Regions from separate parts of the Homo sapiens genome. Here region 1 is linked to region 2. The links are chromatin contacts, found by Hi-C or POLR2A ChIA-PET in ENCODE. All regions are on one chromosome and are shown on one strand. Each heading gives the region's core, a stretch centred on a gene start or an enhancer-like site at or near the end of the contact. The rest is flanking DNA. Distances are from core to core; before and after follow the strand shown.

Evidence for each region. Hi-C counts contacts between places; a loop is a spot of excess contacts on that map. ChIA-PET counts read pairs that join two places held with the same protein, here RNA polymerase II (POLR2A). Pooled maps may share reads with other maps.
Region 1: a pooled map shows a loop between it and region 2 (2.2-fold over the local background). The contact joins two enhancer-like sites. A Hi-C loop is called at or near these places in 1 of 37 single-sample maps with no recorded cell type and 6 of 50 pooled maps. POLR2A ChIA-PET finds 5 or more read pairs at or near these places in 4 of 52 experiments (T-cell, WTC11, activated CD4-positive, alpha-beta T cell and 1 more).

The regions. Positions count from the first base shown.
Region 1 is chr6:42,519,158-42,523,980 of GRCh38, reverse strand. No RefSeq gene overlaps it. Among named protein-coding and RNA genes, the nearest start is that of UBR2, 42 kb to the left of the region's middle. Within about 2 kb of position 2,885, at least 4 of the 41 ENCODE cell types and tissues checked have a DNase peak (open chromatin) inside an H3K27ac peak, as active enhancers do.
Region 2 is chr6:42,426,691-42,431,241 of GRCh38, reverse strand. All of the region lies in intron 2 of TRERF1 (transcriptional regulating factor 1), which reads left to right. Among named protein-coding and RNA genes, the nearest start is that of TRERF1, 23 kb to the left of the region's middle. RefSeq lists an enhancer at 1,881-1,970. Within about 2 kb of position 2,786, at least 10 of the 41 ENCODE cell types and tissues checked have a DNase peak (open chromatin) inside an H3K27ac peak, as active enhancers do.

The sequences.
Region 1 (4,823 bases), core at 1,636-4,135, 93 kb before region 2:
CTATATAGAATATGGAATAATATATAGAATTATTCTATATAGAATATAGAGTAATATATAGAATTATTCTATATAGAATATAGAGTAATATGTAGAATTATTCTATATAGAATATAGAGTAATATGTAGAATAATTCTATATAGAATATAGAATAATATATAGAATAATTCTATATAAAATATAGAATAATTCTATATAGAATATAGAATAATTTAATTTTTTATAAATAATTATAAATATTATACTGCATTTAAAAAAATTATAAATAATAATAAATTAAATTAAATAATTTAAATATTATTTAAATTCTATATATAGAATATTCTATAGAATAATACACTATTATACATGGTGTAATAGTCATTTACATGACTTGTTTGTGAGATCATCCAAAAAATTCATGGATTGTCTTTTATTTCTGTAACCTCAGTACCCTTCCTGGTGTCTGACACAGAAACACTTGTTCAATTGGTGTCAAGAATTTATATATTCACTGTTGTGGGAGATATGGAGGGTGCTCTTTTTTGAGAGTGTAAAGGAGTGGGGATGCAGCTCATATGCATGCACAGATGAATAGTTCCATAGCCTGAGCAAGGCTGTCGGTAAAGGCTGAGTCAGAAACACCCTAGGAAGCCTGGCGTGGTGGTGCGTGCCTCTAGTCCCAGCTACTCAGCAGGCTGAAGTGGGATGATTCCTTGAGTCCGGGAGTTTGAGAACACTGGGCAACATAGTGAGATCACAATTCTTTAAAAAATAAAAAGGAAAAGGAATACCCTAAGGATCTCTCCCCATAAGCCCTGAGCCTCTGGCAGGGAACTCCAGAAAACTGGTAGATGGAACCGAAAGCAACTCTAGATGCAGGGGAGGGGCAGTATAGAGGAGTATGTCTCCTCCCCCATTTGGATTCTTAGGATTCTTTTTAGAAATTATTGTTATTTTATATTTTTACATTTTTGGAGATTAAAATGTTGGCTTCGTTACAAAGCTAGATTGAAGTATGTGGTATGGTTGTCGAGTGGGCTTGCCGTTACTCTTCTGTTTTGAACTTACCCTCCAAAGTGCCATCTTCCACCCCTGCTGGGGCAGAGCCTGTCCTGCTTGGCTTAACACATGGCTGGAGGTCAGACTAGGATGCACCTGCACTCCATAGATCAGGCTGCCAATCGCAATGGCTGGCTGGAGTGAAAGTGAATTCGGAAAGCCAGGCCTGCCTAGGACACAGGAGTTGGGGGATGAGAGGTGGAAAAAAAGGAGGAGTGGGAACAGGGAGGTGGGCACATGTACAAAGACATGAACTTACACCATATAATCTGCTTTTTTTTTTTTTTGAAATGGGGTCTCACTCTGCCATCCAGGCTGTAATGCAGTGGCACAATCTTGACTCACTGCAACCTTTGCCTCCCAGGTTCAAGTGATCCTCTGATCTCAGCCTCCCAGGTAGCTGGAACTATAGATGTGCACCACCATGCTCAGCTAATTTTTTTGTATTTTTGGTAGAGATGGGATTTCACCATGTTGCCCGGGCTGGTCTCAAACTCCTGAGCTCAAGTAATCTGCCTGCCTTGGCCTCCCAAAGTGCTGGTATTACAGGTGTGAGCCACCGCACTTGGCCTACCCTGAAGTCTTTATGATCCTTCTCACTTTTCTGTCCTGGTTTAGCTCACTGAGAGGTCACAGTTTTTAAATATGCACCCTCCCCCCACCCCCCACCAATTTTGGTTTGGCTTTTGCTTTCTTACAGTAAAAAGAATGCAGCTTCTGAACCAGCCAAGGAATGTGGGCTGTAAAGAATGGACTGTTTCATTTTGATATCATCGTATTTTGATACTTTCTACACAAAGTTCCAGTACAACAGTTGTAATTATCATTGGCAGAAATATGCAGAATTCTCAAGGTTGAAATCTGGGACCTGAGGTTGCAGTAAAAGTATACAGTCTAGAGTGCTTTTTCCAGAGTTCAGATGTTTCACTGGGCAAGTCTGATAAACCGAATTGATAAAGTGTTAATGACAGAGAATAGGTGTATATGTAAGATCACCCAAACCTCATTTGCTTTTTTTTCTTTTTTTTTAGAGATGGCGTCTCACTATGTTGCCTAGGCTAGAGAGTAGTGGTTACTGACAGGTGCAATCATAGAGCACTACAGCTTTGAACTCCTGGACTCAAGTGATCCTCCCACCTCAACCTCCTGAGTAGCTGGGACTACAGGCATGTGCCATTGTACCCCACTTCATTTGGTTTTTTGCAGCTGCTTTCAATGCCTGGCCTCAAAGGAGGTTGTCCTGGAGGTATCTTGAGCCATATGGCAGGTTTTTTCAGAGAGGGGGGCTTTATTTAGCACCCCTTAATCATGGCATAAGGGATGCTCCTATTTTATTTCCCCAACCCTCCCCACAAGGCTGGTGATTGGAAGGAACATAGTGTAAAAGTGGGGGAACTTTCCAGATCTTATTAAGAAGAAGCAAAACACAGGTGGCCCCAGAGCAGGGACCCTTCCAGCCCCACCCCATCACAATGCACTTCACCAGCCCAGGCAGAATCAGGAAGTGAGTGAGTGAGAACACAGAGCTCCATCAATATCACCATGTCTGGGTTCCGTATAGTAAATTGACCTGATTGGGCTCCATTCAACCAGTCTGAGTTCAGCCTCTTCCTTCAGTCTCCTCAGCCTAATACAGCCCTGGGCCCAAAGAGCACACGGTCCACCAGCCCAAGGTCCCACTCTACAGCCACCATCCCTACATTGCTAATCCTGCCCAGCCATCAAGCAAATGAATCTCCTGAGGGTTCTCAGGGGACTGAGTGAGAGTGTAGATGACTCAGTGTGACCTCTCCCTACTGTTAGAGAAAGCTCAAAGCAAATAGTTTGTGACGGTGAGTTAGTAATGTCAGCCGCAATATGGAATATTTTGTGGCAAGTACAGCAGTGAGTAGCATTTGCAAACCTTTAAGACTAATTTTTGTGCCATGAAAGAAAGGGGAAGTTGGAGTCAATAGACTGAGCCTCTGATGATTTATATCTGAGTTTCGACTTGTGTATTTCATTCACTTCTGCCACATTTCTTCTAGTCTATCTGCCTTTGGGGATCTCGTTGAAAGAAGAGTGAGTCATTGTTTGGCCATATCTTCTTTTTAATGTGTTTAATCCCATAATGTAAAAGAGAATTAGGCAAGAGGTTTAAGAGATTAAATAAGATTCATCACTGAATTATTAAAAATTAAGCTCTGGCTTAAAACAAGCTAATAGGAGATGTGTACAACAGTCTTCAGCATTGCAAAGGACACAAAAACTCCTTATTCAGGCATAATAGATGCTATCCATTAGTTTCTTGGTAAAATCAATAACTAACAATAATAATGTGCTCAAAAGTTATCCTTAATGTTTTTCTCAGACAGTGTGTCACTGTCACTTAGGCTGGAATGCAGTGGCATGATCGTGGCTCACTGCAGCCTCAATCTTCCAGGCTTGAGAGATCCTCCCACCTCAGTCTCCTGAGTAGCTGGGACTACAGGCATGAACCAATGTGCCTGGCTATTTTTTGTTGTTGTTGTTTTCTTTTGTTGTTGTTGATAGTGTTGTTTCTGGTAGCTAGTCTCCAAAGGTGGCCCCCAAGGATCCATGCCTCCTATGACTCCTGCCATTCTGTAGTCCCCTCCCACATGGAATCTAGACTGGCCCAGATTCACTTTAACCAATAAAACATGGTAGAAGTGATACTTACATCAGTTCCAGGCCAAAGCCTTAGAAAAGTCTCAAAGTCTCCCTTTTTGCACTTTTGGGAGCTCTGTGCTGCCAGGTATGAAGTCCACCTCCTCTGCTGGGAAGGCCATGTGGAAAGACAGAGGCCTTGAGACTATGTAGAAATAGAAAAAATCCTAGCGGCTCAAGTACCCCATCTGAGTCCAGCCTTCCAGCCATCACTGCCAAGGTACCAGACACGTAAGAGAGATAGCTTGGATTTTCCTGTACAGTAGTACTCCCAGGTGACTGCAGCCCCAGCCAACATCACATAGAGCAGAAGAACCATCCAGCAGAGCCCAGTCAACCTACAGAATAGCAAGAGAATAAAATGGTTGTTGTTTTAAACCCCTACATTATGGGATAGTTTGTTATACAGTAGTAGAAAACCAAACACTTTTTATATAACAAATCTGATTATTTTTGTGAGTAAACAAAGTTAATAAAGTACATATTATATAAAGTAATTAAAAACATTCAATTATTTTGCAGAACACTCAATCAGAAAGAAGCCCCATTGGCTTGGCACAGTGTCTTATGCGTGCAATTCCAGCACTTTGGGAGGCTTGATGCAGGAGGATTGCTTGAGCCTAGGAGTTCAAGACCAGTTTAAGCAATATAGCAAGACCCAGTCTCTACAAAAAATTTAAAAATTAGCTAGGAGGGCTGGTGCAGTGGCTCACACTTGTAATCCCAGCACTTTGGGAGGCCAAGGTGGGTAGATCACGAGGTCAAGAGATCAAGACCATCCTGGCCAACATGGTGAAACACCGTCTCTACTAAAAAAAAAAAAAAAATTAGTTGGGCATGGTGGCGTGTGCCTATGGTCTTAGCTACTCGGAGGCTGAGGCAGGAGAACCACTCGAACCTAGGAGGCGGAGGGAGGTGGAGGTTGCAGTGAGGCGAGATTGCACCACTGCACTCCAGCCTGGCAACACAGTGAGACTCCTTCTCAAAAAAAAAAAAAAACAAAGTCAGCCATGTGTGGTGGTGCATGCCTGCAATCCCAGTTATTTGGGAGGCTGAGGTGGGAAGATCACTTGAATCCTGCAGGTCAAGGCTGCAGTGAGCCGTGATTACACCA
Region 2 (4,551 bases), core at 1,537-4,036:
AGTAGCCTGTATTTTAAAATGTCTTCTATTTATTGAATAAATTTTTTCCATTTTTAGTCTAAAAACAAGCTTTTTAGCTTTTGCACTCTCAAGAAAAAATTTGCTGAATGAAATTACTCTTCCCTTGTCTTTAGTTATTGATTAACATTTTCTTCTCTTTTCTTTTCTTTTTTTTTTTTTTTGAGACTGAGTCTTGCTCTGTCACCCAGGCTGGAGTGCAGTGGCACAATCTCAGCTCATAGCAACCTCCACCTCCCAGGTTCAAGCCATTCTCCTGCCTCAGCCTCCCGAGTAGCTGGGATTCAGTTGCCTGCCACAACACCCGGCTAATTTTTTTTTTTTTTTTTGAGATGGAGTCTTGCTCTGTCTCCAGGCTGGAGTGCAGTGGCACAATCTTGGCTCACTGCAACCTCCGCCTCCTGGGTTCGAGCGATTCCCCTGCTTAGCCTCCCAAGTAGCTGGGAGTATAGGCATGCACCACCACGCCTGGCTAATTTTTTGTATTTTAGTAGAGACGGGGTTTCACCATGTTGGCCAGGATGGTGGTCTCCATCTCCTGACCTCGTGATCCACCCACCTTGGCCTCCCAAAGTGCTGGGATTACAGGCATGAGCCACCGCGCCCAGCCAACGACTGGCTAATTTTTGTATTTTTAGTAGAAAAGGGGTTTCACCATGTTGTCCAGGCTGGTCTCAAGCTCCTGACTTCAAGTGATCCACCCGTCTTGGCCTCCCAAAGTGCTGGGATTACAGGCATGAGCCATAGCGCCTGGCTTATTAATTAACATTTTCTATTTCTTCTCTTGGTCAGCAGCTCTTAAGAGAAAAAAGATTCAACTCCTTGCTTTTTGGAGTGAGGGAAGATGGTCTAATACTGATTTTGGGGGGCAGTAGGTGTGGGACTTGCCGGTTTTCTTAAGATTGTTTGAGTTTATAACTCATCACCAGAAGTCTGAGAGGGCTTTGAGCCATATTTATTAAATGATATCAAGGGAGATTACCAGGAAGAATGATGGGATGGGGTGGCAGAGAATGACAAGGAAACCTGTCTCTCTCCTGCTTACAACCCATCAGCGGCCCCCACCAAGCAGTACAAGCCAGAGTCCATACAGTAGTCCTTAGCCCCCCTGAGGCCCTGTCTTTCTACAGCTCTCCTCCTCATTCCTCCTCTCCAGCCCCATATCTGGTATGCGCTTGCCTCAGGGCCTTTGCACAGCCGTCCTCTCTGCTGGGGTTGCTCTTCCAGAACCTAGATACTCATCTGCATTGCTCCCTCCCGGCCCTCTTTCAAGTCTTGGCTCAGAAGTCTGTCTCTTTCTCAACAGGGCTTTCCTCACCTCTCCAGTTAGGTGCGCCACACCTTCGCCCGAATGACCCATCCCCTTTACTTGCTCTGTTGTTCCTTTTCTTCCAAAACACTTCAGCCTGTTCCCGTCCTCTGTAGTTTGCTTGTTCATTATCTTTGTTGCCAGTCCTCCCTCTCCTAGAATGGGTTTGTTCACTGCTGCATCCGAAGCCCTCGGAAGAGTGCCCAGCACACAGTAGGCGCTCCGTAAATATATGTCCAGTGCTGTGTCCTTGGGGGCTCGGGAGGGCCCCCAGCTCAACAGACTTTTATCACATCTCAGGATCTGGATAATCTCTTTGCCTGTAGGAATTTTTTTTAATTAAGATTTTTATCATTGTCATCCCCTTCCCCCTTCCAGTTCATTTAAGACTGTTATGAAACAAAACTCATTATGCTTCAAAATCTGACAGAGCTAAGGCCCCGGAGAAAGTGAGAGGAGGCGGTAGCAGGGGGTGCTTCCTTCCATTTCCCCCCCTCCGTGGTTTTCTCCTGTGGTTGGTTCACTTAGGACGGCCCGGAGCCTACTGGGTTGAGGTGAGTAGGGCTTCCCAGACCTCGCAGGGTCCATCCACGGGAAAGTCTGTTGTCAGCCAGAGAAGAGAATGCTACCTTCCCAGGGCAGGGGGTTTCTCCAGACACCAGTGCTCAGGATGGAAGAAAAAAGGAAGCAGACTGGAGAGGAAAGGAGAGAGAAGTGAGGTGCATTTTGCATGGCTCAGCTGGAGGAATACTGTCACTAGAGAAATTAGGAGTGTGGTCCTCCTTGGGTGTGACTTAGTTTTCACTTAAAATAATGAGTGGCTTTCATTCATTTGTTCAGTAACATTCACCCAGCGCCTGCTGGGCACAGATGGGGTTGAAGGGCATGTGGGCCTGGGACCGGAGTCAAGTCTCCAACCACAGCTCAGCCTGCTGCGAGAGGGACAGTGCCAGGGGACCTTGGGTGTGACCCAGGGCTCAGAGCCAGTGTATTGGACTTCTCTATCTGTGGGTTCCTGGGAAGTGGGAAGGCCTGCTGGGAATAATTAATGTGTGGAAGGGAGGGAGAGGGAGGCAGGGCTTCATGAGGAAGTGGCTTAGACTCCTCCCAGCATTCTTTTCTAAACATTTCCCTAAATGAATCCATCCTCAGGCCTTTCGGAGTCAGGGCTGACCTGTCCTCTGACTTCTGCAGGGCAAGGGTTGGTTCTAGGCCTCAAGGCTTCAACTGTTAATCTCCTTTGGAGTTTTGGTTTTTCCATATGAACAAAGGAAGGGAGCTTAGTGATAGTCTTGGATCACTATGGGGATAGGCCAGTCTCACAGAATTATTGACAGACTGTCAGTGTGCTGTGATGTAAGATGTGTGAATCTGATAAAAGCTGCCTGAAGAGAGCCTCAGCTCTGGAGACCTGGGGTTTCACCCTCTCGCACCCCCTCCACCCCAATCTTGGTGTCTCATCTGCTAATAAAGTAGCAACGCCCACTGATTTGAGTTTCACCTCCTTTCATTTCCTCTCTCCTGTCTTCGGGTACTCGGGCCATAATGAGCTTCAAAAAGCCAACAGCTGAATGATCAGCCTCTGAATAATCAAGTCTGCAGAACTAAAAATATTCAGTTACATTATAATGCAGATGGTACTGATAAATTAAGGGGAAAATCATTGAGCCTACAATTGTTTTCCGATGCATTGTCCCTACCAGAAGTTACATAGAAAATAAATGAAATGATTTCACCTTAGTCAGTCTGGGCCTGTAGCTTAGTTGCTTAGAATATAAGGCTCAGGAGGCCAAAATCCTACTTTGAGCCCCACTTGGGGATTATTACAGCATCTTGACTGGTTACCCAGACTTGACTCCTATTTCCGGCCCTAGATGTCATGCCAAGCTCTTACCAGCTGTTTCCCACTGCAAGCAGTGGCTGCATGATACTTACCTTAGCTCTAGGGTGTATATGACTTGGTGTAATCTTATCTCTTTCATGGAAGAAACTGTTCAAGGTATACATACCTCCTAATGATGGTGTCAAGAGTCTGATTTTTTTTTTATATATATTAAAAAGAATGTGCTGGGTGTGGTGGCTCATGCCTGTAATTCCAACATTTTGGGAGGCTGAGGCGGGAGGATCATTTGAGCCTAGGAGTTCAAGACCAGCCTGGGCAACATAGGAAGACCTTGTCTCTACAAAAAATACAAAGATTAGCCAGGTGTGGTGGCACACACCTGTAGTCCCAGCTACTCGGGAGGCTGAGGTGGGAGGATTGCTTGAGCCTGGCAGGTGGAGGCTGCAGTGAGCCGAGATGGCATACCACACTCCAGCCTGGGTGACAGAATGAGACCTCGTCTCAAAAAAAAAAAAAAGTAAGGCAGGGCAAGGTGGCTCACACCTGTAATCCCAGTGCTTTGGAAGATGGAGGCAGGAGGATCCCTTGAGCCCAGGAGTTCAAAACCAGCCTGGGCAACATAGTGAGATCCTGTCTCTACAAAAAAGTTAGCTGGGCATAGTGGTGCACGCCTATAGTCCTAGCTACTTGGGAGGCTGAAGTGGGAGAATTTCTTGAGCCCAGGTGTTTGAGGCTGCAGTGAGCTATGATTGCATCATTGAATTTCAGCTGGGTGGTAGAGTGAGACCTTGTCTCCATCAAAATTTAACAAACAATAAACCAAAGAACGTATTTCTCATTTGCTAAGCATTTATGTGCCCTAGGTGAATAAGCCTTAGTTCTTTTTTAAAAACAAATTTATTTATGTATTTTTTATAGAGATAGGTTCTTGCTACATGGACCAGGCTGGTCTCGAGCTTCTGGCCTCAAGTGATCCTCCCATCTCAGCCTCCCAAAGTGCTAGGATTATAGGCACTTTGGGAGGCTGAGATTATAGGATTATAGGCGTGAATCACTGCGCCCAGCCCTTAGTTCTTATATATTACCTTGGTTTAGGTTAATTGAAGTAAATAAACCTATAATAATTTGATATAAGGTTTTAAATGTATATAATACATTCGTAAGTGAATTTATTAATTCAATAAGTATTATTCCAGTATATGCAGAATTCTAGGCTAAGCATTAGATCAAAGATTGGCAAACTTTCTATAAAGGGCTAGAGAGTAGATATTTTTACTTTGTGGGCCGTATCTCTGTCCTAACTACTCAACTTTGCTGCTGTAGCACAAAAGCAGTCACAGATCACTCGTAAATGAATGAGCGTGTCTGCGTTCCAATCATA